Regions from separate parts of the Homo sapiens genome. Here region 1 is linked to region 2. Evidence: read pairs that join two places in POLR2A ChIA-PET (ENCODE). Cell type or tissue: IMR-90. All regions are shown on one strand. Each heading gives the region's core, and the rest is flanking DNA. Links, peaks and the distances in the headings are about the cores only.

Region 1 (16,615 bases), core at 6,545-9,044, 910 kb before region 2:
TTGTGCTATACACATCTTTTAATTTGGTTCTTGTTTCATCTTGATAGTATACTATGTTTTTTTCATCCTTTTCAACTTGCAATGCTGAAAAAAATTTCTAGAAAGTAGCATATTAAAAAAAGCCAGAGTGTTACTCATTTAAATAATTTATTTTTCAATCAGGGACATCAGTTTGATGATTAATACTCTGCATTCGTTTTCTCCTTTTAAGAAACCTGAAACAAACAGGCTTGCGCAGTGTATATATAATTCATTTAGGTGTTGAAGTCTGAGCCTACATTTGTAAGAGAAAATTTCAAACGAGCCATAATTAATATGTCACTTTAGGAGGAGCAGTGGGATGAGGGGGTGGAAGTAAATGGATCTACCTGATGTTCTTGCAGTGTATGCGTGGAAAGGAGAAATTAAAGTTAATGCACAAAGAAAGGATCAGCTTTGCAAGCTCATTTCTTTGAGTTCATGCCAAAGTAAATAGGTATATCTGTGGTATCTCCTTCTGGAGGTGTGGAAAGTGTAGGTTAAGTGTGATGGACTGCAGCACATTTCAGGAGAGGAAGCTTGAACAGTGTATTAATCTAGAAGGCCAACCTTGTTTTTTTCTTAGCTCCACTGCCATTTACTGGGTGAAATGTAAAAAAGCTATTTAGCAACTCCAGCTCCCAATTCTTTCTTGAATAAAGAAAACCAACAGATCTTTTTCTACCTCATCTGTTAATATGAAGTGAAAAATTGAAGCAGAGATGCATTATAAACATATATCACACTATTTGCTTATGTACATCTTCCTTGAAATTTTGATTCCGTCATCACTGGGATAGAAATTTGGTATGTCAATCCAGGTAAAAAGATTCTCTGGCAGTCCTTTAAGATGAATCTTCAAGTATTTCCAGTGAAATTTGGTGAATTCAATTCTTTTCCCCATAGATAGGGTGAGGAAGGGCTTCTGTTCTATCACTGTGATGAAATTTGTCTGGGCCACTCCAGACAGAAAACACCACTTCTTTCTTTATTTCTGGTTGATTTCAAGACCATCACTCAAGGATTGTGAATATGGCAAGTGATACATCTTCTAGCTAATCTTAGAATGTGACTGACATGTCTTTACACATAATGTTAGAACTTTGAGATGAAAGAGATTGGAGCTAAGAATCAGGAGACTTACTATTCTTGGTGATCAAATCCTTATGGAGGGTTGTGCCTAGTTAAGATCCTCTTGGAAGAGATGTCCTTCCTTAAGAAATCTCTTAAAGTCCCCTTAAGGAGATCCTTGGAAGACCAGTGGGCCCAGGGGAAGAAGAAAAGACAGTGAGCGAACTTGCAAGAACAGTGAGTCCCCTGTTTTTTGAGGAACTGTGGTTGGAAATGAGGATGTTTAGTCTGGAAATGAGATGCTTTATGGGAGCCATGATAGCACAGTTATAGTGTATTCTTCCAGAGAAGAAAAACAAAAATCAGAAGATGAAGAAAACCAACACAGAACTGGTAGTATACATTACAGAATTAAAATTCAGTTGAATGTAATGGAAATAAACATTCTAATAACTGTTGTTGTTAAATAATGGTAGTGAGGTTCATATCACTGACATTGTTTTAATAGATATTAGTACTACATTTATTAAATGTGTTGGCAAACTTTGGGAAATAAGTTATATCATTTGAATTTCAAAGTATAGGGTTAGGATAAGAGTGTAGACACAGAAATCAGATGAATTGAAATTTCATCCTGGATTCTGTCATTTACTATGTGGATGTCTTTGATATTTTATATCTTCAAGCCTAATTTTCTCTTCTATGAAATACAAATGATCACAGTATTTATCTGATTGGGTTGCTGTCTGTATTAAATAAGACAATATATTTAAAGCATTCAATACAGTTCTGGAATACAGGAGGTGATCAACAAATGAATAGTATTTATTCATTATTATTATTATTACTACTCTATGACTTTCAACCTGAAGAATTGTGTATGATGTGTTCTTAAATCATTGTAACAGATATTTTTCTGTGGAAGAATATCTTAATATAGCTAATACTTCAATTTTTTACCCATAGTTAGAAATATTGCAAAAAGTGTTATTAAGAAATCATTAAAATTTGCGTCTTATTCATAAGATTGCTGTTAATATTATGCCACATTCTGTGTTTGTGTGGAAAGTCCATATAACCCTTCCTTAATAAAAAGGACATTCACAAAGTAAGTGCTACTGATGAGCAAAATGGAGACTATCTGGAGGAAAATCAAGTAACTTTTCTACCTTTTTATAATATATCTGATATTTGCATATAGATTGAGATTTCCCTTACCCTACACTCCAAGTTTCTCTCTGCTGTTGTAGGAAAATTTTATGACAGTGGCTTTTTGGAAATTAATTATGTCATCAGTTACTTGTTCATTAATAAGTCATGGAGAGTTTGAGGAAGAAATGAAATGAACACAGGTTTTTATTGTTGTCTTTGGGGTTGTGAAGGTTTATATCCCATCTTGTCAAAAATTAGAACAAGTAGCTAGAGAATTTAGACAAAAAATTATCCAGGGGAAATTCACATTAATAGCCTTAAGTGTCTAATTAATTTAATGCTATTTCTTGCATTTACATAAACAGGTTTAATTTTATAGGAGTTTGCAATCTGTGATATAGGAGTTGCAATTTCTGTGAGCTCCTTGAAAACTCTTTCTATGTTCTCATCTATTCTCCTCTCCTTTCATAAATTTTGGTGTTAGAAAACTGTTAGTCATAAAAAGGCATTTATAGTTCAATATAATTTTCCTTCTTTTTCTTTTATTTTCTTTAAAATGCAGTTTTAAAAGTAATAAAATCCTTCCTTCTGTAAATCTTCAATCTTTTTTTCCTAAGGGAAGATTAATTTGTAAATATGCTAATGGATTTGTATAATATTAAACTTTCCCAAGAAAAATTACATTACTTCATATGAATGAACACATCTATCTTATTCAATTTATAAACTAATGGCTGAAAACCCCAAAACTGTTTCCTACTATGTGTCTTATAACTAAAATGACTGCAGGCACAGCCACAAACTTGGCATTTCACAGCAAATTTATTGGATGAATTTTTTTTTCAGCCCCTTTATTGAGTTTTCCTCATTTAGCTGTATTTGGATTGTAACTAATAAAATGCAATTCCCCTTACAAAAAGGTGAAAAAGTAAACATGCCGCTTAAAATAGAAGCGATTTCTAAACAGGAAGTAGACTAAAAAGAACAAATGCGTAGTTTAAAAGTGCTATCAGGAGTCGGGATGCTGTGATGGAGATGTTCCCACAGCTAACTTTCATTAAAACAGCAGAGTGACTGCCTGGGTTAGGCAGTGAGCTAAGGACCTGGTGGTTCAGTTAGGTAGCTCTTCAGATATTGTGCATGAGAAACTTAACCCCTCCTCATCTTGGTTGTTTCTTTATTACTTATTTTCACCAGCTAGATCCTTCCATTGCATAAATTATTTCCTGGAGTCAGGAATTAATACCTTGGTGCCCTGCTAGTATCCTGAGATGACCTTAAGATACTCCAAATTCTGAGGTGACGTTTGCATTACTTATGCATCTCCCTCTGAGGGACACAGTGAGAGCTGGCTGGACTCATAGGAGAAATATGCAGGAGGAGAAGGGGCTCTAAATTGAGAATTAACACGAATAGTTCCATAGCAGATCTAGAAAGGAACTTCTTGGAATTCTGAGAATTCTTCCCAATAATTAGATACTCTGTTTTCATAAAGGCTCTTTGCTAGTCACTTGAAATAATCTTCATTCGAGGGAAGATTGCAGTGAAGGGCAATTATGATGGTCATCTCACTTCTTGTATTTTACAGAAGAGCATATTAGGAGGCTCCCGTGCAATGGTGAAGAGAAACAGGGTCTGGTGAGCAGTCCCCACAAAGGTCAAGGAATAGTTGTAGAAAATAATTTATAATGATGTGACTCTTCAACTTATTTTTTTCTTTAAAACTGGGCCTTTGCTTTCTGTATTTTTGTTGACTTTTGTGACATGATTTAGGGAACGTGATTTAAGTTCTTCTTGCGTGGGTTTTGTTAAATGGGACCCACTGACTTCCTCCATGCATGCCAGTGGTGTGGATTGCATTTGCCAGGTTGTTCTGATTGCTTATAATAGAAATCCAACTTAAACTAGTTTAAGCTGGGTGGTGGGTGGAAAGGAAGAATGTATTGGCTTGGCTAATTGAAAGTCTCAGGAATATAGCTAGAATCAGACATCGTTGCATCCTGGGGCTCACATTATGCCACTAGGGGCTGGTTGGCTTCCATCTCCCAACTCAACTTCCCTTGGTTTGGTTTTATTTTTAGTCAATTACCTGTGGCCACCAACTTGTCCAGTCATACATTGAGTTTCTCTTTTGCACCGATCCTAGAAAATCCTAGGGCTGTCACTATCCATCTTCAACCATGTGCCCACCCTTGGAGCTAGCCTGTGAGGGTCAGTTTCTCTCTACTCACAAAGAGTCTGAGTGGGAGAATAATTCTTCAGAGCAAAGTAGAACAACTCATTCTAGATACAGGAGGAATGTGTGCTGTGCAGTCAAAAAGGACATGTCTCTACCACCATTATGAATGAATGAAGAGGCATGACATAATAAACAGCTAGGAAAAGGGACCCAAATGACAAGACCATAACAAAAGGGACATCTTGCTATCACATGAAGACTGCCTAGGTCATTCTTTGTTGGGCTCATGCCATTCAAAGTGATGTGGTTGATTGAAATGTTATCTAAGCGGGTCTAGATGTAGCTGGGAAATAAGGCATATCCTTGGCTTATGAGCAGCTTTATAATGTTCTGTGTTTTGTGTCTTCCAACTAGAATACAACTTTTCCAAAAACAGGCACTGTATTATACTCTACTGTACTTCTCTAAGAACATAGCACAGTGCTGGCCACAGAGCAAACATTAAGTACAGACTTCTGATGGATTCATTTCAGCTGTTTGTAATGCTTATCACACAAGGATTTCTCTCAAAAACCATCCTCACTGACAGCTACTTTTGCTTCCCATTTTTCCATATTACTTGAGGAGTCTGAATATGTCCTTTTAATGTGCCTCCAGGTTTCTGTGCTTTCTCTCACACCACCAACGCTCTGTCTGGCAGAAGCTGAGACCACGGCTGCTGTCTTTCTTCCCATACTGAAAGGCTGTGCTGCACAAAGTATTGCTTCATGCTGCTTTCCTGATCCACTTTGCATAACTGCCTCGAAGAAAGCACTTTTATGGATAATCCAAAGAGGGAAATATATTGAACATTACTTTACTTTAGCATATTTTATGGGTTAAATCCATTAAAAATACTATTACAGTGAAATTCTCTATAGAGCAAGCATTTCTCCAATTCTAACAGTGTTCAACTAGTTTTAAAGCATATTTCATACCTTGTAATTAGAAAACAACCAAATCATTAAGATAGTTTCCTAAGAACATAGATTGTAGAGGTCTGTCAGAGTTCTTGATTCAGTTTATGGAAGGGGCCTTAGAGATAATATAATCCTGGATAAGAAATAGATTCATCTTGTGTGCCAGATTTGATCAGTTGATGGTGGCTGCCTGGAGAGCTGTGTTAAGAAATAATATATGGCTAAGTCCAGACTCAGTGGAAAAAAGTGCCGGGGTTGATTTTTTTAAATGTCTACCACAGTTAAAGAAGGGAAGAGTAGCACCATATGTACCACCTATTTGCCGACTGGGCACAGTCTCTTATTTTACAAAATTAGAGAAATTAGTCCAAGATTACATTACTAGTTAGTAGCAGAGCCCAGTCTTTTTAGCTCAGTCTCTCAATATTCCCTCAAAGGCTCTTTTCAAATGTGTTAACTGAGAGAGGCCTGCAAAAGTAGTCAAATGGAGCTTGGTATATCATCTAACTCCTGTAACTATTAGCTAAATGTGACATTTAATTAAATTATATATTCCTTTATTAACCAAAGAATTAACAAATATTTATTGACCACATACTATGTACAAAGCAGACATGGTGCTTGGCACAGTTGATGAAGATGACATCTCAATTTGTTCTTCAGTGGTTGATCATTTTTTATACCAGAAAGGAGGAGCTAGATTGTGTCATGATTCATCTCTGGCTATGTTGTTTTGCTTTCATTCAGTACTAATTTGGTTCCCTCTTTGAATCTTGTAGTCTACCACCCATAGATAAAGGAGAAGTGTTTCACTAATATCCTGTGTATATTGTCTACTTTGCTAAAAAAGTACTACCCTTTGGACTCTATGATAAATCTTGTAAAAATGGAATTATATTCAAGGGAATTAGCAGCACATTGTGGACCTAGTTTTTAATAACAGGTGTCTAATGTGTGCATGTGACATGCAAAATACGCTGATGCAAATGGATGATTGCATGTGCAAAAATATGCAGATTAATGTGCAAACAGATGTTCAAATAATTTCCCATTATTGCATGCCATTACCCTTTTTGAATGCACAACTGCATATTTTGTATACAGATATGTTTGCATTGTTTATATTTCATGTGTGCAATTTATACACATCTTTTCAAGGACTAGTCTCCATCATGTCCCTAATTGGGAAGCCTTAACCTTCCAATGCATTTTCCATTCCCTGAGAGAGTTCTCCGCACAAAAAGGAAAATACTATGATTTACCATTAGAAAGCTCAATATTACCAGAAGATAAATGCTAATTTTTATCTGTCTCTCTTTGTTAGAAATGTGGTCCTTTCCTATCAATACAGCTTTTGATGTCAGTGTAATAAAATGTAAAATCTGTGCAGATTCTCAAACTGTCAAAACAACAGTATGCACTTAACGAAACTTATCTAGCTCTTGGTAAGTATTTAATTTTTTTTTTGTTTTGTTAGTTTTTCTTACATCTTCATTCCTGCAGTTATCAGTGCTCAGAGATAGCCCCATGAAATATATCTTTGATTTTGAGGTAAAAGAAATCTTGGCTTACGATGGACTCTTTTAGGGATTATTTTTCTGGACAATTTTAGATATGAGATCAAAAAATGGAAAATAAAATAAGGTTATAATCTCATTTTTATGCCAAGCATTTTAGATGATTGGCTGTAAATAGCTATATTTCATTACTAAGTTGGTTTAGTGCAATTCATATATATCATTTGAAAACTAAAATCACAGAGGCTTTATATCTTTCTCTGGTAGTTGTTCCTAACATGATATTTTCAAATACTCCAAAGTATATATTTCTAGAATATTTCACCATATCACCGTTTTCGTCAAGCTGAGTTTTGGCATTAATTGATTCAACATTTTCATGTATTACTTCATTAATAGGACACTTTATTCTGCTATCATTTTTTTTCAAATTATCCCCTCCTCAAAACGCTGAAACGCATACTGCCCCACCCCCACCAGAATGGAGAGGTATCCATATCTATGTTTAAACAGCACTTAAATAATAGTTCAGGCAAGTTGGGGGAGGTAGTGGTGGGGGAGTGGAAAGAAGAAAACACAGATGATTCTATAGAGAATTACTCCTCTGTTTTATAAAGAAAAATTATGGTGAATCATCTATTATTATGCAACTGGTAAGGTAACTATTAAAATACAGTCTCATATATTGCTACAATTTAAAAAAGTAAATGTGGTGGGGGAATTCAGTATGGTTGTTATTACTCTAAATATAGACATAGAGGTTGTGTTGGAAAGTAATATTTAAGATATAGCATCTCATTCGTGATCTCTGAAGAAAAAGTTGAACATGTTTTCCACGCTGAAACCCGAAGCAAAGCGGAGACAAGAGTTAAATGTTTGTTGGCTTTTGAGGTGCCCCTCCTCCGATGCCACTTATTATTATGAGTTCTGAGGCATTAAATCTAAAGGCCCATCAACTCACATCTTCCAGCCCTGACTGTCTGTGGACAGGACCCTGTCTGTCTGTTTCCTCTATTGCACTATTTTGTTTGTACTACTGTAATCATTTTGCTGGCCCAGATCTGTGTGGGTGTGCTGGCAGCTTTACAACAAAGTTACATGGGAACAGAGTTAAGGTTGAATATTTATTAGAAGAAGCCATCTGGCGTCAGGCTGTCTGTACAGGGGGGCTCGTTTCTTTAGTAGGCTCTCCTCTTTCTCTAGAGCTCTTCCTCCCTTTCTCTGTCCCGTGCTCTCTCCCCCTGCTCCTCATTTCACAGTTCTGAAGAAGTTGAATGTGCCTCTCTAACCCATTAATTTTGTCCTTTGCATTTATGCTCTTACAAAAAAATCGCCAGATCGTTCTGTTTCTTTTAAATTTGTTCTTGTTTCTTGGAGGCAGCTTGTTGCTTGTTTCCATGCTGACAGTGCCCACTGAGGGACACCAATAGAAGGCAGCAGGTCCCCAACAGCAGAATAGTGGCTTCACAGGTGGGCTTACAAGTTGCCCTAAACATCCATTTTCTGTTTCTGGTTTTCTTTTCCTTTTTTCTTTTTCTTTCTTTTCTTTTTTTTTTTTCCTTTTTTTCCTCAAGTGGGCAAACTGTATAAAAGCATCTCTCTCTGGAGCCAGGTTAATGTCCACACAGGCAATAAGATGCATTCCTAGAGGATAAGTCATTTCCTCAGCCTTTGCCATCTTGCTGCACCTCAGCATCTTAATTGATTACCAACTTGTCTTTGAGGTGTTTAGTTCCTTCATTTACCATTTTTGTATGAGTCAGTTGTTTGTTTTCCTTTTCTGTGAATGTTCCTTTCTTTCCTTTTTTTTTTTGTTGTAGCTACAACTCCCTCTGCCTCTGTGTGTTCTTCACCACTCCCCCAACAGCATCTGCTGAGAGCCTTCCTCAGCTCATGTAGCTTGTCCCATAGCTGTAAGTGTGCTTCACAAGATGCCATTATCACCAACTTGATTGAGTGATGCCTATTTTAAAATACACAGGGTATGTAACTCATGCAGCCAGACAGAGGGAGGCTCATGAGCCCAGCATCACCACTACACTTGAAAATCCATTCAGATGTGGCAATAAGTATTTTGTGAATGCAAAGGGGGCCTGTCATTCCTGTTTTGCTTCTTGTGGGATGACAGCCAAATTCTAGGTTAGCTTCAGTTACGTCCCCGTAAGTGAACTTCTCCCCCCTTACTCTGCATTGTGGGAAACCGCCCAGAGAGAGATTCCATGGGGAGACTGCACTATGGAAAAGACGATTTCTGTAAGATCTGGTAAATCTGTAGTAATGCATTTATTCTGGTATTGGAAGAGTGGCGATTTGTTTACTCAGTTCTTTATCTTTTCCAGAGTATAGGAGTTATCACAGCAATCAGAGGGGAGAAATTAAAAGATTAGTGCAGCACTGAAAACCTCCAGTGCGGATGGGCTATTAGGAATCTAAAGAGTTCAACAAGCCTAAATCTAAGTCAGCTTCGTAACTGCTGTCTCTGCTTCATTGTAGGGCTGGATTTTTTTTTTCTTTTCCTGAGCACAGTTTTTCATCATTTTCTCAGGTGGGCTATGGACTAGCCAGTCACTTGAGTAGAGAGCCCTTATTTCAGGCAGCTTCAAATGCCTCATCATTTCTCAATGAGTTCCAGCTCCAGGAGATTTCAGTGCTGGAAGAATTGCAATAAGCTATGAAACTTTATCCCTTCTCAAGACTCTTCCGAGTCACTGGGGAACTCTGGCTTCCACGGGTAATGGTAATCGCTCCACTCACTTAGAGAAGGAAGGTACCACCTCGGGGGTCACATGACAATACCAAAGAGGTTAAATCAACTTCCAGCTGAGGTTTTACAGATACTTTTGGGATCTTGGAATGATATTACCATATTATTGTGCTTTTACTCTTGTTTCTTTTGGCTCAGGACTGAGGGAATAGTCTTGTGTAATAGATTTACCCAGGGAAGGCTTCACCTGATGCAGGCAAGACTGGCCTCTGGCGTCACCCCGTTTTGGTTTAACAAATAAGAAGGGTCTCAAAGAGAAATGTTGTTGGTACTCTGAGACTTGTATTTATCTTTAATTTCTGGAAGACTTAGGATAAGAATGCAACACAGTATCTCTGGGGAGATGAGTATGGGATGAGAGTAATAGCTATTAAAATAAGAGAGGCGTTCAGGGAAATGACTGGTCATTTGATGCTTTTTTTTTTTCCCTTCAAAAATCTGCCTAAAAGAGTTACCTGATTCATATACCACTGAGATATCTAATTGTGCCTATTTTTAAGAACTTATGCATCTACCTATGTTTTCCTGCAAAGACTTAATTGGATAAAGAAATAGCTTTAACCCTAATGGTCACACTAATCATCAAGATTGAATTATGGGTTAATCACTGACAACCATAAGGAAAAAATAACTTTTTAAAAATTCTATATACCTCCTTCTAAAGAAAACAAGGCAAGGGTATAATACCTGGTGAAATTTTTTTCTATATAGCAGATTTTCTAGACTTTCTTAAAGAATGGATTATCTATTATTAAGGATGAATAAGATTCCTGTTCTGAAGGATTTAACAATCTTACACAGGAGACCAGCAAACCAATTACTAGCAGAAATACATAAATACAATAATGACCAAAAAGTATTAGTTTTCTGCCTGTAAATTTATCGATGCATTTTTCAGTATCTGGATATTGGAAATATGCCACATACTATCCTGTGTATTCTAAGCTAATTTAATACAGCCTTTCTCCTCCAGGACCTTACAGTATAGCTTGGGAGAAGGGCATTTTCATTCCTTTTAACCAATAGAATAGAGTAATTGCCATAAAGGTGAGGAAAATAAGAAGCTAGAGGGCATGGCCAGGGAGGGCTCCACTGTTAGGTGATAATTACTCCGGGTGTTTTAGGGAGGCTTTTTTTTTTAAATCAGTTTCCAAAAGGGCAGCCCATATATAGAACATGATCCATCTTAGAGCGTAAGACACCTTACAGTAGTAGAAAAAAAAAGAAGGCCAGGACTGGATTGCAGAGGATCTCGAATGCTAAGGTAAAGAGCATTTACTTAATTTGAGGGATATTGGGCATATTTGAGTAGATAGTGATGAAATCATAGTCGTGTTGCACCACTAGTGGCCAGGATTTGGGCATCAGGACAGTGTGAAAGAAGTTAAACCAGAGTTTTATGTCTTTAGAAGCAGATTAAGGTAGGGGTAGTTATATAACAGTTGGAAAGAATGAGAAAGGAAATGAAAGCCCATATATAAAAAAAAGATTGACCAACCTCAGACAGCTTACTGGATGAGGAGGGAAAATACAAAGATGCAGTCTAGAATTCTGAGTCTGGCAAGCATTAAAGCTTTGGGAAAATTAAATAGATATCAGGAAGTCACATGAGGAAAGAAATTGCAAGGGTAAGTTGAATATTTTGATTTTAGAAGTATTGAGCTTGAGATGTCTGGCCATTATTCAGGTGGCCAGACATCCCAAGCAAACTCAACCCACACAGCTGAAGAAAAGGAGGGGATATAGTTCAAGAGAGAATCAGCATGAAAACCAGAGATTTATGAGTTAAATGCATCCAGGTAATAGTTAAAGATGTGAAAGTATGTGAAAGTTTCAAGGAAAAGAATATAGGACATCAGAAGAGAGGGTGGCTCAGGATAGTATATGCAGAAAAACATTGATTTAAAGAATGAGAGGAAAAAAAACAACAACAAACGAAGTAAGTATTGATTAAAAAATGATGAAAAGATGACCAAAGTCAAACAACACAGACAAAGCAAGAGTATAGCAAGGATGAAGAAAATAAAAAATAAATGAATTTATCACTTATCCGAGATAGAGCAGGCTCAGTCATTGGTGAAAAGTATTCAAGTAAAAAGCCATTCTGAAAAAGATGCATGGATGGTGACAAAGTGAGAAAGGAAAGGTTGACTGTTTGTTCAAGAAATCTGGCAGCAACAACAGGTAGGAAATATATGCCCAGCTCAAGGGAACAGGAGAAAGTAATTTTTAAATTAGAGAAGCCTAAGCCAATTTGTTAGTAGAAGAAAGATTAAAAATCCAAGAGAGAAGATATAATGATAGAGCAATGTCCAAAAGCTGCCTTTGAGGCCTTTGCGTATTTTCAGGGGAATAATGTCTTTCCTTATTATTTCATAGGATTTAAAAATAGTATTTCTTTTGATGATAAAAGTAACACATTTCTCAGTGAAAGCAATACAGAAAAGAAAATAAGAACAACTTTTAATTTTCCATCCAGTGATAACCCATCTTAATCTTTGAGGGATGTATGTTTGTGTGTGTGTGTGTTTGTGTGTGTGTGTATCACAAAATTATGATTATACTATATGCAGTATGCAATCCCATTATTTTCAGGTTCTTAAAATTTATTGAAACATTTGATTTTCATGAAGAATGTATATACAATGAATCTATGTAGAGGTAAACATTTATTTAGTCATTCTTAATTTGGGGCTTTTAGGTGAGTCTGAACTTTGTGGTATTAAAATTATGATAAATATCTTTTTACATGTATATTTTTGCTCACCATTGCTTATTTCTTTAGGATAATAATTGGTAGAAGTAATTTCAGGAATAAAAAAGATAAACATTTAGAAAACGTTTGATATAAAATTTTCAGTTAAAAAACTTCTTACAAAAAGTAAATGCTCATAAAATATTTGCCAAATGGATAGATAAGTGAACAAATAAGAACACGTACTAACTTACCCTCTAAACAGCAGCGTATTCATTTAAACCCCAACAAACATGGAATATTATATTACACTATTTCTTTCTAATTTTGACAGAGTATCTTACAGTTCTTTTTCTTTTGTAATTAATAAATCTGCACATTGTTTTTCACATTCTTATTACCACTTTGTACTCCTATTGTAACTTGATTATGTAATTAGGCTTTTAGGCTTTACTTAGTGATTTGCGTGAGGGATTTACATGCTAGGACTATAATAAATCTGTAAAATATTTTCATGGCCTATTGCTTGCATTTTAATCGTGTTATTTGATGTGAGAATTTCCTTTTAATATTTTGCAGTCAAGTTTTTATAGGATAGACATGTAATTTAGTTTTAAAAGTTCTAAATAGTGAATTAATTATTAACTAATATTTCCCACTAATAGATTAGGTCACTTTTCTTACATTTGATACTTTTATGTATGAATTATGATTTGTTCCTGAGGTATTTATTGTATTCCATTTTCTGTCTGCTGATTTGAGGAAAGTTCCATGCTATTTTAATTATTGTGCTTCTATGATGCCTTTTAATATGTGATAGGAAAAGTTTCCCATCACATGCTTGTACTTTTCAGACTTCCACATCTATTCTCACCTATATATTCTTTCAGATACATTGTGTCATTGTTTTTAAGTTCAAAACAAATCCCATTGGGGATTTGTTCTGAATTCAGTATATTCTGGATATTACAATATTCAGGAAAAGGGCCTACATTTTAATTTATTCTAAACTTTATATCCTTTGGCAAACCTTAATTTCTTTCTTTATATACATTCAATATTTTCCTTGTCAAATTTTTCCTTTGTGTTTTACATTTTTTTGGTGATTATGAATGAAATCTCTTTATCTCTAAATCGTCATTACATAACATAGAAACACTGGATTTTTGTAAATATAATTGTACTTAGGCTATCAGTTTCTATTAATTATAATTTAAAATTTATTATAAAACTGGACTTTCCAGTTATACAATAATAAAATCTGCATGAAGGGATAAATATTACTGTTCAATTAAAATAGTTATACCACTTATTTTTATTCCATATTATGTTGCATTAATTGAACCTTCAGGAAGTTAAATATATATATATATATATGTATGTATATGTATGTATATATACTTCATAACAACACTTTTCAGCTATATACCTTTAGAATCTGCCATTTTGCTAGCCGTAAAGCTTATTATATACTTAAGCACAGTGTTAGATGCTTAATCTGCCATTTCTTATTTCATCTTCAAACTAGTACATGAAGAAGGTATTCCTCATTTTACAGCTGAGCAAACTGAATGGCAGAAAGATTAAGAAACTTGACTGTGCTTGGGTAGCTAGAAAATGACAGATCAGGTATTATAACCTACCTCTCACTTTAAACTACATGTAATACATGTATACTCAGTAGGTATTTGTTGACTGACCAAGCAAGCAAATGACTGAATGAATGGACGACTGAATGAACAAAAGATGTGGGATCAAATAGGACAAAGCACAAGAGATAGAAGTAAATTTTAGAAATCTCTTATACTTTTTCCCCTAAAAATGAAGGGATGGAAGCAAGCGAGAAAGTTTGTCCTAGCAGTAGTTTTGAGATGGAGGAAATGGAATTTAAGGACAAATATCACATGACTTTATTCTTCTCAGTGAACAAAGAAATGAAGTTGGAGTAAGGAGAATGAAGTGATTTGATGAGGGGTTGAAGACTAAAGACAGGAGAGATTGTTTGGAAAGCTACCATGGGAATGTTATTAGCAGTAAAGAAGAGATTAATAGAAGGATATCTGAATAGATGTGAGGATCCAGCAGGTGAAGTTTCAGAGTCTTATTCAGTCTGGGGATCAGTTGGTGGTGCTTTGTCAATGAGCCAAAAATCACATGTTGACTAAGGAGCTAGGCAAAGGTTCAAAGATATTAAGAGGAGAAAATAACATGAAATATGGAGTGCCTATATTATACATCCCTGAATCTGGGAACATATGCTTTGCTCCATTTTAAGCCCTATTTATCTTTTTCTTTTCTTTTTTCTTTTTAAGAAAGGAATAGAAAAATTTGCCTAATGGACCATAAATAGTATAAAACAAACTATACCCTTAGTTATTTAATATATATGACAAATAACTAGATATATATATTTATACATATGATATATAAAAAACATATCTTCCCTTGTTTACCCTTTTCAGGGAAAAGTAATATATAACTTTTCCCCATAGTCAATATGATATCTCAATCATTGGCTAGTTACCTTTCAACAGGATTATTACTTATCTTGTCTGTCAGTCATTACTTAATATGTCTGCTAGTTATTTAAGTTAGATTATAATCCAGTAACATGGAAAACATTTTAAAATTAAGTAGTGGTATAAAATTTTATTAGTATCAATTTACATTTTAATAGCAGTGATAGTCTATAATGCCTATATTATTTTAATCATTAGTATAAATGTATATCTAGTCTTTTATTCAATCTTTTTATTCTCTCTCCCTTGATTTCAGTTTTTGTCTTAAAGCAGGCTATTATGTTCTGCAAACAACAGAAAGGGTAATAGCAAAACCTCAAATTAAGAAAAGTTAAAGCAGATGACTAGGTTTTATGAAGCAGCCCCACATAGGCTATTGTTAGGACAGAAGCCACATGCCCAATGACACAATATGGCAGGATAAAGAATCATTGGTTGGGCGATATGGACACTGAGAATGTTCTGATATTTCTGAGCGAATAGCATAGTGTCTGTTTAGAAAATTCTGGGAATGTGTCAATTAAGTGAATTAGCCACTTACTCAATTTTCTCCCCTGATGTATGCCTAGGAAAGATGATTCTGAAGCTGTCAGCGTGATGACTATCCAATGGTCAATTGGGAAGACTACCATGAAACTGCAGTTGCAAAATTTAATACGAATTGACTCTTTCTTGTTTCAGGAGGTTAAAATGTGTCAATCAAAGAGTGTGATGAGTGGTTCCTGTGTGTATGTTGTGCTATTATTTTTGGTCCTCAGTTCACAACAGAGATTATAATTTGCTTCTTGGTTTCATTAGAATTTTGCACATATACTAACTTCTAATGCATGTACATGTTATACAAACCATCTATATTTTGAGGTATTTCATGTTAACTAGCATTGTTCTTTACCAGTTGTTTTATAAAATATTCACCAGTATTGCCAAAAATGGCATGTTGAAGATATGATGCATGCATTAGAAGGATTTAAGTTGATTCCTCAACTACTCAGAAAAATATTCCAGCTGTTTAAATCAGACAGAATCAAACCTAATTTACAAATTAGTGCATCATTTAAACCAAACCATTTTTGGTGTTTTTTACTCAAACAAAATATTTTTGTTTTTCTTGACTTTTTCTTCTAAGCACTAATTTCTTCAGGCTGTTGTTAGTTCACCCAGAAGGCAAACAACTTGCTTTAGCAGGAATTTCAGTAAACAATGAGCAGATACTTTAATGTCTAATGATAAAAATGCTCAAGTATTTTATAATGATATTATATGTGATTAAGATCATTGGAATAAAGTAAATAATACTTATATTATGATGCATTTAAAATTATTAAATGGGCTTAAGCATTAAGAATTGAGAACTAATTTGATACTTATATCAGTTATTCTGTAGAAATTGCATCTATATTCATTTTTCACAAAATATGGCTGTATTTTAATAAAATATGGATGCCTTGCTGTTTTAGGTTTATGTTCGGAAATTATGAATATTTCCTATTTCTTTTGAGGCTGTTACTAGCACTTAGAAACATAATAAATTATCAATTATTTGGAAGTAATAATTTAAGAAAAAAGTCTTATAAAGCTATAATTAGCTAAGATAAAAATATGTTACTTTTGTTTTTGAATAATATAAAATGGACTTAAATTTGATAATAAAAGCTTGATTCTGTAACATTTGTATATTGAGAGTATATTTGGTTCAAACTGATAATGATGATCTTCCATATCTTTGAAAATACATTGTTAC
Region 2 (16,615 bases), core at 8,756-11,255:
ATCAAAGAAAATTACTGAGGTGAGTCTCAATCATTTTAGAGGTTCATTTTACCAAGGTTGAAGATGCACCAAGGAAAACGTAACAAAAAATCACAGAAACATCTGTGATTCCTGCTTTTTCCAAAGAGGATTTAAGGACTTCAATATTTAAAGAGAAAAAAGGGGGGCAGTAGGGGAAAGAGGAAAGAAAAAATATGGGGAGGGTAGATAAAAGGAGCAAGTTGTTGCATTCTTTTAAGGTTTTGATCAGCCTTCACTGAAGCCACATATTACAAATGAAAGGAGGGGGTCGAGGAATAGTCAATTATGCTCAGTGAATTTGTAGTTTTACATAAGATAAAGTAAACATAGAGTGGAGGAAGCAGTCGAACATGCATTTGTCTCAGTTGAATGGAGTAATGACTCCTAGTCCTGTCCTTGTCCCATACCTGTGAAGATAAGTTGTTAATGTATATTGTCAGGGTAAAAGTCAACAGGACTGTTTCAGGGAATCTTGGGAACCACAAGAAATTATTTTTTGAACAAATTGTAAGGGAGGCCCCTTGGGGAAGTATGTAGCCTTTTATCTTTGTAGCTATCTATTTAGGAACAAAACGGGAGGCAGTTTTACTTTATTCGTTTCCCAAGCTTGACTATTCTCTTTGGCATAGTGAGTTTGGAGTTGTAAGATAATTATTTTCATTTCACAATGCATATGTAATATATCACTTACAGTACATCTTACATACTGTCTATGCTATAGTGGGAAGCACAGGACTTGGGATAATGCACACAGGATTTGGAATGAGATAACATTAGGTATGGATCCTGATTACACTGGCTTTTAACTCTATGAACTTAAGCTTACTTCACTTTTCTGAGTGTTATCTTTCACACCTGTAAAATAAGGATAATAGCACCTATCTTAAAGTTTCATTGTAAGAAATAGACTGGGTTTGGCTAATGAGAAGGTAAAATCAATCAATATCAAAAAGTAAAAGAAATAGAGAAAAATACAAAGTGCCGAAGTTTTAATACTTATTTTCTAAAAGGTGTCTATTGTTATTTTTATTAACAATGCATATTTGCATATTCTATTGACATCACAAAAATATGCTGAAGGTTATGTTGCTAATGGTTTTACTTTTAATTTTTTAGTATTCATGTTATTCTGAAATAGCATAAAGCATATGAATAATAAATTTACTAAGACTATCATTTACGAATCCTAATTTTATAAATGAAACACGTCACCATCTACACAATCTAAGAATTTTAATGTGATTATTAAACTAGGGTTTGATGAGATCACCGCAACTCATCTCACAAAAAACTCAGAGACAAAGCTAAAAATAAGTCCTGATAATAAACTAGTGTTGCCTCTGACTAGCAATAAGAATCGGGAGTCAAGCAAAGCCCAAGACATTTCGTCAATACTAAGTAATAGTTTGTACAAATATAATATTATTAAAGCTTTAGACCTCTTAGAGTTGATCGTGTTAATTTCTACTACTTTCTGTATCCTATTTCCTGAAACAAAGCAACAAAACATATGCCTCCCATTTTTTTCTAATTTAAGACACAAAGTGGAAGAACTTGCAAATGAGTTACTGCTACCCAATTTTCTTATGGATAATTGTCAGTCACAAGAGATTGGTAGAGATAAACGGATCCTGATTTCCCAGCAATGTGAAGCTCCATGTTTCCATGTAGTATTGGGGAAGAGAGCATATGAATCATGCAAGTGGCAGCATCATTGGAGGCTCTCATGACAGTGTGGATCTGAAAACTGAATTATTAACATTGTTGCAAATGTCAGTTGTCAGATTCTCAAGGTAATCTGAGAATTTATTCCTGTATTTTTTCTATATCTGCCATTGCCACAAGGGTCATAGGTGCTGCATTGTTTAAGTATTCATCATGAGAGTTGCTATTCTTTGATGGCTTTGGAAAGAGAACATGGCCATTGTATCTCAATGCAAGCCACTTGGTATGTAGAATAGTCTGTACTGGAGGAACCAAATAATCCTGGGGCAAGACACATTGAATGGATAAGAATGTAATGATAACACATAGTTTGGATTTATTTATTCTGCTCCAGCTGAAAGGCTCTCTTAATTGTAGACTTTGATGTTAAAATTTTCTATATTAATATAATATTAATATAACAGGATATATTAAAGTGTCAAATGTATACTACATGACATTATATGTTAATAGTTATATGCAAATACAGTATTATCATATTATGTTAATATTAGTATAACATACTATGGATTTCAAAGAAACATTTTGTAAAAGCACACAATTCTTTAGATGACAAGTACTTTGGCGGCTGTCTTATAGATGCCTTCATTCATTTTCTCTTGTTACTAGAAAGCATACTGGACTTTTACCAAATAATAAGTGACAAATCTCATGTAAATTATTATTGAATGAATTAATAACTAACCTCTCAATATCCATGTATAGGCTATAGAAAATGACAGTTTGGGTTGTTAGACAAATAACCAACTCTCAGCTACTATTCATTAAAATATTAATCATCCTTAAGGTAACACTCACTAAAATACTTGGTACAGACAAGATGCTCAACAAATATTGGAAGAGGAATTGTTCCAAATTACCTATATATTTATCTAAAATATATATTTGATATGTGCCAAGTAGTTATTTCAAGGTTTTGACTATCTGATGCAAAGCTTTCAAAATAAAAATAACCACAGCATTAACAAAAAATGGTTTCGTTTTAGATAAATAGCTGGGAATATACAAATCTTTACAAATTTGAATATGAAGAACCTGATTGTTTAGCTTTTTTCATCTCATTCTATTCTGCTTATCATTGGAAAGATCAAAGTGGCTAACAAAGAAGTTGAATGTGAAATTATCCAAATTGAAAGGGAGGTGAAGCTCGTCATAAGTGGTTCTTGTGATTACAGCACCCTATGTTTGAATGCACCTTTTGTTTTGTTCTGATGCACTTTTTCCTTTCTGAATTCTAAATATCCTCATGCAGTCCAGACTACCAATAAATCTATAGTCTCTTATATAATAGTGACTCTGAGATATTTGGAAAGATATGTTGAATGTGCAGGTTTGGCACAGAAATTGATAGACATATGTGAACCCAAGGAACAAACTCTAATGATGGAGAGAGAGCATTGTAACAGGAGGATAGAGATAAGTATCTATTTCCCTGTTCAGATGGTATCATGGAGAATGAATTTACCTACATTTATAATCAGCTTTGCTCATTCTTTAAATATTCAATCAGGAAGAGACACTAAAACAATTAGATACAAAAACAATATCTTCTAACGCTAGACAATCTACTGCAGGTCTCATTTTCTTAAGCAGTGTAAATTGACTCATTTCTGAGTTGATTTAAACAAAATCATTTTTTGCACCACATGCCTTAAGCTTTGTTCAGTTCATTTTGTTTGGAAAGACTTGTCGTTCCCGATGGTGCTATTCTTACTGTCATGCACACACACAGAGTTATTTCTCCCAGAAAGCCCTCCCAGATGTGCAGCTCACATAGCACAGGGGATCAACATAGAGGATTTGGAGGCAGGTCACCTTGCTATGCAAGATTCAATATAGAATTCTGTAAAATGGCATAATATTAATTTAATAAAAGAGTTTTGAGATATGCAAAGCAAGTGACTCAGCACCAAATATTCAGTGAACGGCAACACCATCAAATACTGGTAGAGTATAATCTATAGTCCAAGAAAATTGCAGTAATTTTGTTTTCTAAATAAACCTGTGATATAGGCAGATTAGCCAATTTGTACAGATGAGAAAACTAAAACTTGGAAAGGTCCAAAATTGTCACAAAGTTGTCATTAATTGGTCCCTCTAGTGACAGAGTTTAAAATGCAACTTTTCTGGTTTTATCTTTCCCCTAAACTGAAATTACCTGTAACCTATTCTAGAATCATTCTCTGACCAAAACTTATCAGGATTGTGTTACACATTGACTTAAGGTTTCTGCTTGATCTAGAATATTTGTCTATATATAATAGTGTTTCCAAATCAACAAAAATGATTACCCAATATTTATGATTACGCTTATATGTTGTTATCTTTTCTTATCTCATGAAACATATTTACATTATTTATTTTAAAGATGTGTATGATAATTCCGAATTGTGGGTCATTTTGGAATTTTCGCCCATGAGATTTGGACACATTTTTATTGTTATTTCTATGCCAGGTAATTTTGAATAATATTCTGGATATTGCAAATGTTATATTGTGCGAACTCTGAGTCTTGTTATAATCCTGTAGAGACTGTAAATTTGTTTTTACCACAAACCAACCTCGTTGTGTTCAGATTGTAAATTTTGTCCCTTGTCGTCTGAGCTATCTCAGTTCAAATCTCAGTTCATTCTCACACTTTCTGCTAGGCTGATTTGGATCTATGCATTGTATTTGTAGTTCAGGGTTATTGTAAGATTTGTGAAGGAGGTTCAAACCTCAGTTCAGCTCTCAAAACCTGTGAGACAGGTTCATTGCTGTTCCAAAAATGCATAGTTCATGGGTTAAATTGAGAATTGTGTATAGTTGTCTCCGGAATTAGCATATCCCCTTCTTTGAGTCTCATGTCTCAGGGATTCACCTATGCCTTCTAACCCACTGGGTCCTCTTTTCTGCTTTTTGTGGTTCAAGAAGATTTGTTTCATTGGAGTTTCAGTTATGAGTAAAAAGAAGAGTAAGAGGAAACTCATGCTCATGTGAGTTGCTTCTATAATTTTGGTCTCCCATGCAAAAGTTTTATACTTTTATTTAGTTACTGGTATCCTAAGATTACTGTTTTTGTTGTTTTTTAAAATAATTTGTGTAGAGTTTTCTGTTATTGTCAATGGAATTGATGGGCTACTCCACCAAGCCAGAAATGGAACTGTACAATGTCACTTTTGATATAAATAATTAGTGCATATAGTATTTGCTTCTGATTGTGTTATTTTGAATGTTATATCTCTCTGTGAACATTATATAATAAAAGACTCATAATCATCACCTGATTCCACTGAAAAAAAAAATAACCTCAAATCATCTATTCAAATTGTTGCCTCTAATGACTATCTTGTTTTAATTTTCTATTTCACTATCAAAGGTGCCATTTCACAAAAAAGTGATGAATCACTCAAAATATCTAGCTTTCATTGAAAGTTAGTGTATTAGTCCATTTTCACAAGCTATAAATAACTACCTGAGACTTAACTGACTCACAGTTCCACAGGCTTAACAGGAAGCATGAGTAGGAGGCCTCAGGAAACTTACGATCATGGCAGAAGGCAAAGGGAAAGCAAATACCTTCCTCACATGGTGGCAGGAGAGAGAGAGAGCACAAGGGAGAAGTGTCACACTTTTCAAACATCAGATCTCGTGAGAGAACACTCACTATTATGAGAACAGCAAAGGGGAAATCCGCCCCCATGATCCAATCATCTCCTACCAGGTCCCTTCCCTGACACGTGGGGATTACAATTTGATATGAGATTTTGGTGGGAACACAGGAGCCAAACCATATCAGTTAATAATAATAAATTTATCTTATACATTTCAGTAATATTACATTCTTAAGAAAGGCTTACTACTCTAAATGTGACCTAGCTTCTTGCTTTTACTGAGAAATGGGCTTTACCAGATGAGAATTTATTCCTAGATATCTAGGTTCATGGAGGTATTCAGTGGAAACCACTGAAAAACATAAGAAACATGCATGAGGAAAATGGCCATTCTCAGATACAGAAAAAGGTTGAGTAATAATCCCAAATAATCTTAACTAGATAGATATCAAATACCTTTCTTTTTAAAAAATTTATATATCATACATATATGAATACATATCTGTGATGCTTGGGGCCATCAAAATCTTGGCTTCTGGTTTGAGGGTTAATTTTAATAAAGTTCTGTGGGTACCTGGCCCAATGTCAATCTGCATGGCTGAGTAAATCTTCCAATATCTATCTCTTGATCAACAATTTTAGGGTTGCTCATTCTGTATAGCCACAATAATTAACCTAAAATTTCTGTTTTCACATAGCTCCATATTAGCTAAGGGGACAGGGAAACATGTGGACTCCATCATCTATAAGATAACTCTTCATATGATGAAATTTCTATTGTTTCCCTCAAACCATTTCTCCTCTAGATTAAGCAATGTCAGTTTCTTTCTTCGTGGTTTCTATTTTCCAATACTTTTCTCACATTCATTTTTTCCACTGCCGGATCCCTTTTATTGATTGGTGGAGCTCCCTATTGTTCTGGATTTGTGTCATTCTGACAAGTTTAATCTTTCAAATCAGTCCCAACTAACACTTCACATGTTCTAAACTTTGATTATCTCCATCCAGTTTTTACAGGTTATGTCCCTGTTTATATATTCACTAAAATGTTATCTTCCCATTTTCTTCTTTTCAAAGAGCAAACTACATTGCTCTTAAAAATATTATAGAATAGAAACCAACTTGTGACTAAAAAGAAAGAAGAAAAGGAGTAGTCACTATAGAAAATAACTCTACACTTAAAGTAGTGTTAAATGTGTGCCAAGCTGACTGACATGTATGACTTGTGAATATATGCCTTGAGTTCCCTTCTGTCTGTGTAAGGAAACTTTTAAATTTAGCAAGAGTTCTTCATATGGAGATCTACTGCTAAGAGGAAGGAATGAGAACTGAGCTGTTTATGAATAGTTATTAGATAGATGCAGCTTAAGAGCAGCTATTCACAGGAAAAGAAAAAAAATAATTCCGAATAGCTACCCATTCTGGCTAATGGCTGTGCTGGAACATATGCAAAGGTTGTGGAGGATTGAGGCCATTAGCTCAACAATGCAGGCCAACAGAATACTTTTTGCCTAAAACATATACACAATCATGGCAAAGGTTTTATTCAAACATCCGGCTTAGACATTTTTTTTTTATTAATTTGAAGGCACAGCCTAAGGTGAGATTTAGTGTTAACAGGGTTAGTGCTTTCATGAAAGTCCAATATTAATATCTGCATTATTACAGACTCCAGGTTGCCATAATCAGGAAAAGAAAAATGCTTCAAAAATATAAGAATCTTTAAACCTACAAAAACCTGAAATCCTAGGCTGTCATTGCCATCTTAATTGACCTCTTCCATGGAAGGAAAAAAAAAGAGTCAAGTGGAAATGTGAGCCTAGATTTACAGTTTTAACTGTAAGTTGCTTATTTTAGTTATACCGGGACAATTTCACTACTTCATTTTGTACATGTCATTTTTCCTCACAATTATATTCTGTACGTTGATTGAACAAGTCGACATAACATAATGCACGGCAAAAAAAAAAATTGTTTTAAATTATAGTAACATGATACATAGTTTTACAATTGGAAAAGTTTTGTGTTTCTTTCTCTCAGAAGTAGAAATTGCCAGAGATAAATTTATAGGTTTTCAATTTATTAAGGCATCATAACAATTACTTCAGCCTATTAATTATTTGACTACAGTATAATTTGTATGACTTAGATTCAAAATCCAAAACAATATTTCTAAAACATTAGTAAGTTTTTATTGTCAGTGAGTTTCTCGAGATCAGGGGCTGTATATTTTTCCCTTGTAAATTTCCAGGGCCTACCATGGTACCCTGAACAATATAGAAGATACAACATTTATGATTATTAAGTCAATATAGAGCAGTGACAAATTTTTCTACTGCAAAATATAATGGTATTTTGGAATTCAGAGTTAAATCTAAAAGTAGCAATTAGAAATAGGAAAGACCTTATGTATACATTTAAGGTTCTTTCCAAAATAATTTATTTTCTTTCCACAGTATAACGTATTGTTATTTTTTCTAGTTCAGTTTGAACTCAGTGCAATGGTTGTAGCTCTCGCTGTTTTATTTTGCCCACAGTGAGTAATTTCTAATGCAGCATAACTTTGACAGAAGTGTACTGAGGATGAATGTCAACAGGGACCTAAAGAATCCAGCTGAATGGAGAAGTTATTCCCATGAGAGGGCAGCTTCTTTCAGTTCCTCTTCATTTCCTTCCTCACTCCTGCCTGGGTATTTCCTTAGATGATACCTTTTATGTGTATGACAAACTCAAACTGGCCAGCCAAAAATTCATTTACTGCAATTATTTTGCCTTCTCAGGCAGCACCATGTAACAATAACAACAACAACAACCAAAAAAAAAAAAAAAAAAAAAAAAAAAAGAAAAACAAAAAAACTTCTCTATCAGTTTCACTTGGCATGGAACATTTTTAAGAAAGAAAGAGGAAGGAAAATCCCAAATAGTAAACAAATACAACGTTAAAAACTACATTTTTTTTTCTTCTGGGAAATCTAAACCTGTGGAAGAACATCATGACACCTTCAAACAGAATGCCCCTAGTGCAGTTAGAAACAGTAAGAACTTCAAAATTATTTAACCTATATCATATTTTTAAACTGATACAAACTCTAACACCAATTCTTATTGGATCTCTGACATCATGAGAAGGATAAATGATTTTTTAATTAGATGTAGACACCACTGTGCCTAGCATAGTGCTGAAAACAGAAGGTGGTACATAAATTGTTATTGAATAAACAGATAAAGATCTAGCTTTGAAGAAGTTTATGGAGAGAAAGGAGAAGCAAACATGTTTATGATTTTAGGTCTCATTGGGGACATGAAAGAAAAGAAAATGTGTCAATCAAGATAAATTACTATAGCATGAGTCTTTCTTCCTCATAGATTTCCCTTCTGTCATTCCAAACTTTCTGTTTTAGTAACCTGTTTAGACCCTTTATCACAGAATGTAAGGTGAGGACTGTCATGATAAGAACAAGGTATGATAAAGTTTCTGAGAATCTGCCTTTTAGCATCACTTATTTGGGAAGTCTCTTCACTTTTTTTCTCTAAGACATAGAGTTGGGAAATGCTCTTGAAGTATGCTTTACATTGCAGAATATTGATATCATAATTAACCATTCTTTTTTTTTTTTTGAGACAGAGTTTTGTTCTTGTTGCCCAGGATGGGGTGCAATGGTGCAATTTCGGCTTATCGCAACCTCTGCCTCAAGTGATTGTCCTGTCTCAGCTTCCCAAGAAGCTGGGATTACAGGCACCCACCACCACACCCAGCTAATTTTTTGGTATTTTTAGTAGAGATGGGGTTTCACCTTGTTGGCCAGGCTGGTCTTGAACTCCTGGCCTCAAGTGATCTGCCCGTCTCAGCCTCCCAAAGTGCTGGGATTACAGGTGTGAACCACCATTCCCGGCCCATAATTAATCATTCTTATCTGAGCATCTCAAATATTATTTTTGAGGATGCAGCCATGTCGTTAACTAGTGCCTTCTTCCAAAATGAGAATCATATGGAATTCCAACCATTATGTGTTTACATCTAGCTTTGTTGTACATTTCTTATCTCCCCCGGGAACATGAAGAAATGATGATCACATGAGGTGATCTGGTTCAGACTTTCCAGCAGAGATTAAGCATTCTAGGAGAACATGACTGCTTGAATGAGAGCAGTTACTTAACTGCTCTCCCCATCCAGCAAGTGATGTACCACAAAATTGAAAAATAATGTAAGCTGACATCACAGAATGCTTATTGCATATCAGGCTCTTTGCTAAATTCTTAGTGCAAATGTTCTCATTTAACCTCAAGAAACTCATACCACAACCTAAAAAGGATACACTAGCATTATCCTCATTTTACTCATGAGGACGCTGAGGCTAACTAAGGGCTAGTAAGTTTCAGAGACTATTTCAAACACAGGCCTCCTGTGTGATTCCAGAGCATAAACTCTTCTAAATACTGTACCTTCTCTCTTATCTCTCCACCTACACCTTGCGATGCTGCCACTCCATGAGATCCTGCAGTTTATTTTTCTTTCCCTTCATTATTACAAGTCTCCTAACTTGTTCCTCTTCTCTGTCTATTCCTTTCTAGAACTAAGCCACTCTCCTTGATCTTCCTAAAATGCAAACACAGTCAATTCACTCTCCTCTTTAAAATCTCATTATGAATCCCTATCGTCCACAGTCCACAGAGGAAATGTCAAACTCTTTATCATTCTATTCAAGGATGCTTGAGTCATACCATGGCTAGAATTTCTGAGCAATGCTGCTGCTTGTGGTTTCTAAACCCCAGCCTCTCATATTAGTGTTCTGAGTCTCTGATTAATATAGTTGTCTACCAACAGGACCATACTTGAGCTTCAAATGGCCTGAGATCTCTAATACCTAGAAGCACTGATGATGCAGAGCATTGACCAATCCAGGCAGATTATTGGAGTTATCTGGAGATAACTGCAGATTATCTGGAGTGCAGTGGCGCAATCTCGGCTCACTGCAACATCTGCCTCCTGGTTCAAATGATTCTCCTGCTTCAACTTCCCGAGTAGCTGGATTACAGGCACCAGCCACCATGCCAGGCTAATTTTTTGTATTTTTAGTAGAGATGGGGTTTCGCTATGTTAGCCAGGCTGGTCTTGAACTCCTGACCTCAGGTGATTCACCTCTCTGGGCCTCTCAAAGTGCTGGAATTACAGGCATGAGCCATCACACCCAGCCTATTAATGTACTCTTTTTTCTTTCTTTCTTTCTTTTCTTTTTTTTTTTGTTTTTTGTTTTTTGTTTTGTTTGTTTGTGTGTTTGTTTGAGATGAAGTTTCCTTCTTGTTGCCCAGGCTGGTGTCCAATGGTGCAATCTCAGCTCACCACAACCTCCGCCTCCCGGGTTCAAGCGATTCTCCTGCCTCAGTGTCCCGAGTAGCTGGGATTATAGGCATGCACCACCATGCCTAGCGAATTTTGTATTTTTAGTAGAGACAGTTTCTCCGTGTTGGTCAGGCTGGTCTCGTTCTCCCAACCTCAGGTGATCCACCCACCTCAGCCTCCCAAAGTGCTGGAATTACAGGTGTGAGCCACCCCACGCAGCCCATGTATTCTTAATAGAAACCACAATTACCTAATACTTTTGCTGGGATTCTGTCACTTATCTTTAATAATTAGACTCATGCTTAACTGTCCAGACTTAACCATGGCTACTCTCCTCAGTCACCAATGTTCCACTTTTACCTTGAGAATTTGCCTGAACACACTATGCTGGCTTGTGATTTCTATTGTTCAACTGTCCATTACACTCCCTCCATTCATCTTGGAAAAAATTTTCAAACATTTATTCCTCCTCTTGTCGTCACCTGATATACTTAGGTGTTCCTCCTGTTGTGTACCAGAAATACACCTGACATTGTCTCTGGACTGTGAATACTTTGAGAATAAGAACTATGTCTTCTTCATAAGTGTATATTTAGAAACCAATGCATTTCTTATATAATGGATGCTTAATCAATATTTGATGAAGGAAGGCAAGCAGGCAAGCAAAGAAGGAGGAAGGAAGAGGGAAGGCAACCAGAAAGAAAAGAAAGAAGGAAGGATGGTAGAAGAGGTGAAGGGAGGGAGAAAATGATATTAGGAAACACTACACAGTTATTCTATCTGTGATACATAAAAATGCCTGAATCTCAGTTTTCCTCTCCTGTTTGATTAAGCTGAAGTAAAAGAAGCAGAGCCTTAAGTATGCTCGACTATATAAAAGTAAATAGAGTATATCATAAAAGCCAAGTAAACTTCTCAAAGAGAAATAGAATTAAAAGTCAAGTGCATGCCTTTATGTTTTCTGATTCCCGCTGTGATTTAAGTTTAATCTCTGGGTTCCTAAACAAAAATTTCAGGTAACTATCCACTTAACATTTTTCTAAGGATCTAGACTTGCAGTAAAGATACTTACTTACTTAAATAGACCTACTGTATGAGACAATACTATTAAAAGAAAATGTACTAGTACTTTTGTGTATGCCTGAAGAAATCAGTTTGCTAATTTTAGGACTTTGCCAGGTGGACTGACGCTGATTTCCAAGATTGTCTGGCCCTATGTCTTTCTTGACATACTAGAAAGGACATTTGATGTACACACTGTGATATGTACAGGGAAACCATAGCCCTTGTCCTGAAATGACTTAGGAAATAAATTTGTCTATCCCCACTGCCTTTGATCTTATTAAAAGTCATCGAGGCTTATTCCTAGCACTGAGAACATAGAAACAGGCATTTGATTATGCGCACATCACATGGTGATACGATGGTCTTGCCACGAACTGGAAGCATTCTGTCAAATTAGAACATTGATTTCAATTAGTCTTTGTAAACAAGAGTTACTGATCAACTGTTCTAAAATAAAATATTATTTTTGCCCTCATGGAGTATAAAATCTAGAAAATAAATGAGGTAAAAAGCAACATCAGTTAATGCTAAGTATTCTGAAAACCAATAAAACATGATAAGAGAAAAAACTGTTGTTGTCAGGGGAGGTGAGCACTCAATTATGGACTTTCTGAGAACGTAGCTTTGGATCAGAGATCCATAGCGAGGTCATGAGATTTTCCAGGGGAAGAATGTGCCAAGTAGACAGAAGAATAAGTGCAAAGGCCCTGAGGTGAGATTGTGCTTGGCATGTTCAAAAAATGGCAAAGAAGTCACCATTGCAATCACAAGATCAGCTTAGGGATAAGGTTGCAGAAAACAGGGAAGGCGCTATTACGTAGGGCTGCGTAAGCCATCGGGGGAAGAAAAACACTGTTTTTTACTGAAAATTGAGTGAAAAGGCAAATGAAAGTTTTAAGAAAGGTAATGAAATGATCAGAGTTATTTACTAAATGAATCACCTTGACTAATAGGCAGAGAATAGATACAATGATTGAAAAGTAGAAATGTTCTTGAAGAGAGGCAATGCTGCCTCGGTCCTGGGGTATGGCAATGACAGTAGCAAGAAGTGGTCCAATGTAAGACATCTTGAAGAAAGGGCTAACAGAAATTATCAATGTGCAGTATGAAAAAAATGAGGCAGAAAGGATAATTGTAAAGTTTGGGGCCTTAATACCTGAAGTAATGGAGTTACATTTTATTTGGAAAGGTGAGCTTGGGGAAGAAGCAGATTTGGGGGATAAAACTATATTTTATTTTTGTTAAATTAAGTTTGAGATGCCTATTGAGCATCAATGAGACTCAATGGAAATCTTGAGTCTGGAGCTCAAGGGAGAAGCCTGTGATAGATACATTTTAGGGTCATCCATATAAAGATGATATTTAACATCTGCAATCTGAATGAGACCACCAAAGGGATGAGAAAATAGACAGAGAGGAGGAGTTTCAAGGGCTGAGTCCTTTGAAGAGTATCCAGCAATCAGTCAGAGAATGGAGTGATTATATTGTAAGAATGTTGAGACTATGTCCAGTTGTTCTTAGAAACTTGTGCTGGAGAATTATACTATTGGTAGGCATTGGTTACATTTTCTGCCCTCTTTTTGAGGCCTCATGAAAGAAAGTTCTTTCTAGTCCTAGAACTATGCATAATTATGTTCCTCCTGAAAAACTATTTTATTATATTATGACACTATGAATTATAAAATAGTTTGTAACTTTTTTTTATTTACAGTTGCTTCTGAAAGCATACAGTCTAATTGGTTAGACACTCCTAGCAAGTGTAAAATCCCTTAGGGAACAAATTTTATGTACTAACCTCGCTTGTGACTCTTTCTTATCTTTCCTACCGTTATTTTACCTTTGTTCTGTTCCCTAAACACACTTAATCTTTAATTTTACTTTATTATGTTGCAATTTTACATACTTATGTAAGTTACTGTATATCATTTCTGGAATTAATAAGAGCATTAATAGGTTTATAGACAGTAGAGGATAGACAGATGATAGATGATACATAGATTAGATAGATTGGTAGATAGATAGATACATTGATTGATAAGGCATCGATAGTTTTAAACACAGTAAGAGTCACATATTTTGGTTTCAGTGGCATTTTGAAGGAAGTGTGCTGTTGTTGGGCAGTGTCTTGTGATAGAATGTCAACAGGTCTGTATCTGACTGATAAAGAAACTCAGTCGGTTTCTATTCTGTGCATCATATCAAGACAAATGCAAGTTACAGGATGTAGCCCTCTTCCCTATACTATTCTCCACTTGCATTTATTTTCCCTACACATATTGAAATCTGAAAACTAGGCTGAACTAAACATTAGAGAAGCTTCTATAGTGAGTTTAGCTTCCCTTGAGCCATGTGCAAATGAGCTTATTTTATACATATATATTTATATAAAATCTGCTCTCATAATACACATTGGTCAAAATGCCTTTGTCTGGTTTAAAAAAATAATATGTGCACTCCACCAAAAAAGTTCTACAGCTATTTTTCACTGTATGTTCAAACAAACAAAGGAGACAAAAAGAGAAACTAAAGATTATTTTTAATGATAACAAGCCAAAACTTCACCTCGAAATTACACGTGCACACTGAATTCTGCACATGTCCAATGGAAGCTCTCACTTAAAATCAAATTATTTTTCAAACTAAAGCTGTGAAGACTTAAACTGGGAGAATCTGAGATCTGGCCCCTTTTATAATACTTTGAAGTACAGCTGGGAAGTTAGGATTTCTGGAAACCTATCTTTGATTTCCACTAAATTTATTGCATCACACATTTCAATTTTGCCTTCATTGTGCATCCATTAAACCATTAAAAAGTATACAGTTCTTGCAAGGGGTAGGATTGGGAGAAGTGGGGTTGGGATTATATTTAAGTCTTCACTGTGGGAAAATTCCTGAGTTCCTCATACCCTGTTAATATTCAAAGGTAGCTGTTGATCAGTTATCTGACAGGTAGAGAATAATTCACATTGCCACAAAATTACAGTAACCTTTTTGGAAATGTCTTGTGGTTGAACATTTTTATTCCTTGGTCAGGCAAATAAGATCACCATTATATTCAGAGAGGATGCTTGAGTCTGCGCCTCCTGTTTAGGAGAATTAATATATTCTTAGGACAACTGTCACACTACACAAACCCCGTGCTATCTGCAAACAGCTTGGGGAAAATATTTCCTTAGGTCTGACATGAACTAGGCACCTCTTTTATGATACTTTTTTGGCAGAGAGAACCAGCCTCAACAAACCAGCTTCTTTCCAGTCATACTGCGTACACATCCACCACCTCTGGCCTTATTTTTAAACCCAATGATGATAATAATTTTAAGGGCTGGGAATTATGAAGGCTTACTTGGCAGAGTCTTCCTATTGTGAATGATAAATCAAACTTGGGGTGCTTGCCAGCAAAAAAGTTCTTTCTTATCTCAGTAAATAAGTGAGGGTGGGCCTGATAAAGGCAAGACAATTTGGTAAGAATATTGTGATAGGGGCAACGGGTGGGCTTTGATATGGTTTTATTGCCTGCCTCATTTCAGTTTTTGGCTCACACACATTTGTCCACAAGCAGTGTCAGTTGGCTTTTTCCTTTCACAGCAGATTTTCTTACCTTGTAAGTAGAAACCTACGTTAACCCTCTGCCAGTAAAAATAAGAGAAGCATTTTCTAAGCATATTTCTAATCAGCCATTCCTCTCAATAAGTGGATCTGTAAGACTGCAAACATAAAACATTGTTTTCTAGTCACCCCGATTTCCTAAGTGTGTAAATCCCCACATCTCTTCCCCTTTACAGCGCGCTCTCACTTGCATGCTACTAGTTTGCATTCTAAAATGCCACCTGTTGAAAATAAAAGTCTCATGATATTTGCAAATTTTGGTTCATCCTGGTTTAGCTTTACACAGCAGTCTAATTTCACCGTGCTTAGCAATTACTTTTATTAGTTACTCCACCCAACAATCATATGATGTCAGAAACTTCATCTATTTCCCTGTCTTTATCTCTCCCTCTCATTCATTTCTTTCTCTTTTTTCTCACATATTAACACACATACACCCAGTTATTATCACTCAAATCATTTTAGCAGATCTCTACATGTGTCTCAAAATATTCCATATAACTCAAAATAGCAAGTACTTGAAAAGATAGTTATCATCCCTCTGAACAGGCAAGAGCAACTGAGACATAGAGATATTTCTCTGATTAGAGATTTGTTGTTTTAGAAATAAGTTACATAAAATGTCCTACTGCTTTTAGCTGTATCTGTTGCAACTTTGAGCAACTCAGTTTCTTCATTGGATAATATGAGGGCAGTGGATGAGGTCCACAGTGTCTCCCAGGGATATCGTTGTACAGTTCTATTTCCTCCAGGGCACATGTGAAATAAGTGAGGGATCTTTATGTAGACACAGCTTATCAGTCCCAAAACAGTGTCCCTCCTGTAGATCACACATTTTCTGATAATAACCTGAGGGGAAGAGGGGCAAGGTTGCCTGTTTCCTGACATCCTGCTTTGCATACCCAAGACACCTACTTTATTAAAAAGTTAACTTTGCTCCAAAAAAATTTTTCCCTAAGTTTTTCAAGATTGATTGTTTCCTGTTATTGTTGGAGGTTTGCTTTCTATGGTCATTTGGTAAATAAATAGCTTTATAGGGGAAAACAAATGGCCTTGTTTTGTTTTTCTACTCCAGGGTTTATGTGTTAAATTTCAGCTATGTCGTGTACTCACAGCTTAGTGCTTCAGACGGTTATGGGGAACTAGGAATTCTTAAAGGGGTAGGACAGGATGTCCTTTTCTATCGCTCAATGAGTCATGGAGGATGAATGCCGTTTCAGGGGTTCTGTAGTTGTGATTTCAGTCAAGTTCCAGTGGCTTT

The links. Peaks named below come from ENCODE experiments on the same cell type or tissue, not always from the same donor. Only the 100,000 strongest peaks of a DNase experiment are listed, where the experiment ranks them.
Region 1: POLR2A ChIA-PET joins it to region 2 with 14 read pairs; 1 of 35 experiments calls an interaction of 5 or more read pairs at or near these places.

What each region holds. Positions count from the first base shown.
Region 1 is chr2:144,827,151-144,843,765 of GRCh38, forward strand. The region is part of intron 2 of TEX41 (testis expressed 41); the gene reads left to right. Among named protein-coding and RNA genes, the nearest start is that of LINC01966, 46 kb to the right of the region's middle. In IMR-90, for the core only: no CTCF peak of the experiment used is centred there; a DNase peak (open chromatin) is centred at 7,981; H3K4me3 peaks cover 313 bases; H3K27ac peaks cover 599 bases.
Region 2 is chr2:145,735,246-145,751,860 of GRCh38, forward strand. No RefSeq gene overlaps it. Among named protein-coding and RNA genes, the nearest start is that of LINC01966, 860 kb to the left of the region's middle. RefSeq lists a silencer at 13,906-13,985. In IMR-90, for the core only: no CTCF peak of the experiment used is centred there; a DNase peak (open chromatin) is centred at 10,076.